Linked DNA regions of Homo sapiens: region 1 is linked to region 2. Evidence: read pairs that join two places in POLR2A ChIA-PET (ENCODE). Cell type or tissue: OCI-LY7. All regions are shown on one strand. Region 1 overlaps IFIT1 (interferon induced protein with tetratricopeptide repeats 1). Region 2 has its middle 16 kb from the start of FAS.

Evidence for each region. ChIA-PET counts read pairs that join two places held together with the same protein. Peaks named below come from ENCODE experiments on the same cell type or tissue, not always from the same donor. Only the 100,000 strongest peaks of a DNase experiment are listed, where the experiment ranks them.
Region 1: POLR2A ChIA-PET joins it to region 2 with 12 read pairs; 2 of 35 experiments call an interaction of 5 or more read pairs at or near these places.

The regions. Positions count from the first base shown.
Region 1 is chr10:89,403,629-89,406,128 of GRCh38, reverse strand. It overlaps IFIT1 (interferon induced protein with tetratricopeptide repeats 1), which reads right to left. Exons shown (of 2, transcript NM_001548.5): 2 at 1-2,500. The coding sequence ends at 2,417. It also overlaps a transcript of LIPA not described here. Among named protein-coding and RNA genes, the nearest start is that of IFIT5, 9.7 kb to the left of the region's middle. In OCI-LY7, no CTCF peak of the experiment used is centred here; no DNase peak of the experiment used is centred here.
Region 2 is chr10:88,973,734-88,976,233 of GRCh38, reverse strand. It overlaps a transcript of ACTA2 not described here and a transcript of FAS not described here. Among named protein-coding and RNA genes, the nearest start is that of FAS, 16 kb to the left of the region's middle. In OCI-LY7, no CTCF peak of the experiment used is centred here; a DNase peak (open chromatin) is centred at 1,203; H3K4me3 peaks cover 1,194 bases; H3K27ac peaks cover 476 bases.

The sequences.
Region 1 (2,500 bases), 430 kb before region 2:
CATGTACCCTTGAATTTAAAATAAAAGTTGAAGCAAAAAATGTATTTCCAACGAAAATATAGCATTTAATGTGAGATGTGCCATAATCTCTGTCCTACCTTCTTAAGGGCAATGGATGAAATCAGTATCTACTGGAAGGAGTAAAAATATTAAATAATTGAAGCAAAATGGATTGGAAGCCCAAAATTTGGAGATTTTCTTGGGGTGCTCTGTGGTAAGAATAATGCCCCCCCCGCAATCGTATCCATGGCCAAGTCTCCAGAACCTGTGAACATGCTACTTTACATAGCAAAAGGGACTTTGCAGATGTTATTAAATTAAGGATTTGCGGATGGGGCAATTATTCTGGATTATGCAGGTGGACCTGGTGCGTCCTTAGAAGAAAGAGGCAAAAGAGTCAGAGGAGAGAAGGAGATGTGAAGAAGGAAGCAGAGAGAGAGATTTGAGGCTACTACACTGTTGGTTTTTAAGATGGATGAAAGAATTCAGGCAGCCTCTGGAAGCTGGAAAAGGCTATCTGCCTAGAGCCTCCGGAGGAGTGTAGCGTCATCAATACCTTGACTTTGGCTCATTGAAACCCATTTCAGACTTCTGACCTCCAGAACTGTAAGAAAGAGTAAATCTGTGAAATTTTAAGTCACCAAGTTTGTGGTAATTTGTTACAGCCACTAAAAGAAACTAGTATATTCCCCCCAAAACATATACAGAATGAAAGATCAATAACATTGCTTATTTATTTTTTCCTTCTTATTATTTGTTGTGCCTTGCCTTTCAATAAAATATGATTATTCATAATCAAAGGTGATTGTTACCCATGATCTCTGATTTAGCAACATTTTCATGTAATATTTCTTGATTTAACTAGATTAATATCAGCAAATGACTTAGTAAGTAGTGCTTCAAATAAAATGGCATAAAACAAGATAAACTCCTTGGAACCCTTTCACATTGAATTAAAATTAAAACATCTTCATGAAGAAAACTAACCTTTAATTGACTCTGTACTGCTATCTGTGTCTCTCACTAGATTGTAAACTGCATGAGGTTTGGGAAGAATATGTGCCTGTTTATTACAGTATTTTTGGTTTCTTGCACTGAAAGCTATTTATTGATAGTGTTGACATAAAATCACAAGCTATATACAATTGGAGAGAACTTTTTTTTTTTTTGAGATGGGGTCTCGTTCTATCATCCAGAATGGAGTGCAGTGGCAAGATCTCGACACTGCAGCCTCGAACTCCCTGGCTCCAGCAGTCCACTCACCTCAGCCTCCTGAGTAGCTGGAACTGAAGCTACAGGTGCATGCCACCACACCCAGCTAAGTTTTTGCATTTTTTGTAGAGACGGTTGGTTTTGCCATTGCCAAGGCTGCTCTCGAACTCCTGGGTTCAGGTGATCTGCCTGCCTCGTCCCATCGAAGTGCTGAGATTACAGGCGTGAGCCACTGCAGCCTCCTCTCCTGCAACCTGCAGCCTGGGAAGCAGAGCCTACCACAGCAACCAAAAGCAGGCTCTTGGAGGAAGGGAGGGTATTACAGAAGTTTTATGGTTGGTGGATTGGCTAGACACACATAGTTAACAGGTTATGGGGGGCTATGAATATTCATGAGGGGCAGTCACACAATAGTGGTATGTAAACATGTATGTCACATGCATTCTGTGTTCACTCTGTGGTGGAGACTTAACATTAAAATACAGCAAAATTAGCCTTTCTATATCAAAAGGTGAAACAAAGGACATAGAGGCACCCTGTGTGCAGCCTCCATGGACTGGCCAGAACCAGTCTGTGGGCAGTGGTCACTTATCAGGAGGGAAGGCTGATCAGTTGTCATGTGGAAACCGCAAGAGGGGAGGGGAGTCTGGCTGTGGCGCTACGTGGAGTGAGCTAGGTGAAGTCAGCCAAGGAGTGAGTCTTCTGTTCTTTGTTTTCCATGGGTTTCTGTTTAACTCAGTGGAAAAAGTCCAATGGCAGTTAGCAAGGGAGGGAATATAATGAGGTGTGAATGATCTCTCATCTTGTCATGGTTGGGAAACTTAGTTTTTAAGGTTTCTGGGGTCTCCTTGGCCAAGAGGGTCTGTTCAGTTGGTGGAGGAGCTAAGGATTTTATTTTTATTTCACAATAAAATGAATGAATTAAACATTTAGTGTAAGTCCAATGTTTTATTTCCTACAAAGTTAACTAACATTTTTTCTCTACTACATAGCACTCATACAAATGATTTCTCTTTCTTACATGCATACACACATTCTGTTTCACTAATTGTTGAACACAACTAATATTTTGTCAGATTTATTATTCAAGAATTACATCATTACAGTGAATTATAATGTTTCTGAAAACAGTAAGCAGAAAAGATGATTAGTAAATGTTAGCATAAAATGAAATGAAATGTGAAAGTGGCTGATATCTGGGTGCCTAAGGACCTTGTCTCACAGAGTTCTCAAAGTCAGCAGCCAGTCTCAGGGCCCGCTCATAGTACTCCAGGGCTTCATTCATATT
Region 2 (2,500 bases):
ATTATGAGATTTTTGGCGATTTTTTTTTTAGCTCATCAGCTATAGTTAGTGTTAGTGTATTTTATGTGTGGCCCAAGACAATTCTTAGTCTTCCAATGTGGCCCAGGGAAGCTAAAAGATTGGACACCCCTGTATTACACATTATATTATCACTATAACTAATTGATAATAGTAATGTATGGTTGGGTCCTAATCGGGATGGGACATAAGATTCAGTGGCTGGGTCATTTGACCTTGCCTCAAACTTGAAAGAGACATCAGATTTTGGTGACAATTAATTTGTCAGCCAAATGAAGAGGAAAGAAATTTGGCTTCTATTAATCTCACTGCATAGTATTATGGTATAACACAATGGGAGTAGTACTGTATACTGATAGTGCACTAAAAACTCCCCGAATCTAAGCATAGAGGACAGATTCAATGGAGGTGAGCCTCAAAAGCTCAAGTCACCAAGTCACCTCCTGCTCTGTCAAGTATCTCCTGGTTTGTGGCCTTTCTTTAATTCTCGAATATTTATTAAGAGGCCAATATGTGCCAGGCACTGTTTTATGACCTGGAGGCGCAGCATTGACCAACATTGAAAAAAAAAAATCCTACTCTCATGGAACTTACGATCCAGTGGAAAAGTAGTCAGGGCCCCATTTTCCTAAGCCCAGAGCCCACACATTTATTTGCTGATAGTTCCCTTTGCTCTCCATGCCCCTTCCTGTACCATCTCTACTGTTCCACCTGATTCTTTACGTATTGGAGAACTGGGAAAGCAGGAATGACAGGAAAATTGTTATTATGTCTAGTCTGTAATAAGAAAAAAACAAACACTTTCAGGTACTTTCAGTTTTTAAAAAGTATGACAGTACTATTGTCCTTCTCAACTAATTTTTCTGCATGGAGCTAATACCTCATTCAAATGCACACGCTGCTCTGTACACGGTTTCTTCCGCCTCTGATTTATCTCCTTCCTTTTGTATAAATTTAGCAATCTTTTCCTCACAAACCTTAAAATAGCCAAGCATTCAAAGATTTGGAAAATGTAGAGGCAGTATCATTGTTTGCTCTTGCTTGAGAGTTTTTTTTTTTTTTAATCGTTGACAGCATTCTGGTTTCACTTTCACTTCAGTGGGTAATTTAATGTGATACTAATACAACCTGTAATAACAGTTAAATGCATGGAGCACGAACTACATGCTAGAAATTACAGTAAACAATTTGCATCATCTAACTGAATTTCCAAAATAAACTTATTATTTTCCTCACTTTAAATATGCCTTTTGAGAGGTGAAGTAAATGGCCCAGAGTCACAAGCCAGCAAGTGGCTGATCTGTACAGTATTACAGTGATCTAGCATTTAGGATTTAGAGCGCTATATAGTACTATAGTGATCTCAGCTCATCTAACTGCAGGGCCACGTTCCACATATTTTTTGGCCCCACAATATTAGAGCATTAATCAGGATCCCAAAAATGCTTCCTAATTAGAGTGAAAGAGATTTATTTTATCAAACAAAGTCTTAAGTGAACTATGCCAAAGTCAATGATCTGGTGGAATTCACAGAAATGTTTGTATTACTTAATAACCATTAACTAGCCAGGCATGGTGGCTCATGCCTATAATCTCAGCACTTTGGGAAGCTGAGATGGGAGGACAGCTTGAGGCCAGGAGTTCAAGATCAGCCTGGACAATATAGTGAGACCTTGTTACTATTAAAATAAATAAATAAATAACTGATCTCACTGGCTACAAGAGGAATTCATTTTTTAAAAGACCACCAACATTTAATAAATTGCATTCTCTAGCAATTGCTTTTTTCATATTTTTCAACTAATTGGGTAGGAATTTAGTTTCAATATCACTTTTAATACATAAAGTACCAATTTGAAGTGCAAAATCTTTAGACATCTATTTTGGGGAAAATGTCAAGAACATTTTTCTATTTGGCATTGGTTCACCAAATTGAGTCCTTGAGAGCCTGATTTTTTTTTTTTTCACCAAAGAGTCAAGCCAAATGAAATTCCACCCACGTTAGTCAGGGTATATTTCTGGGTCCTCTCAATGTCTGGTTTAGTTCTAGTTTTAAAATTTAAGAAGAATTTAAAGCTCTGGAGACATGTATTTATGTAAATACACAAAACAGAGGCAGGGCACAGTGGCTCATGTCTGTAATCCCAGCACTTTGAGAGGTCCAGGCGGGTAGATCATCAGAGGTCAGGAATTCGAGACCACCCTGGCCAACAGGGTAAAACCCCATCTCTACTAAAAATACAAAAATTAGCTGGGCGTGGTGGTGCACGCCTGTAGTCCTCGCTACTCGGGAGGCTGAGGCATGAGAATCGCTTGAACCTGGGAGGTGGAGGTTGCAGTGAGCTGAGACTGTGCCACTGCACTCCAGCCTGGGCGACAGAGTGAGACTCTGTCTCATAACAAAAACACACAAGACATAGAGGTAAATATTTATGTATGCAAATATATATACCTGTTAATATTTGGCCTGGCAAAAACAGTT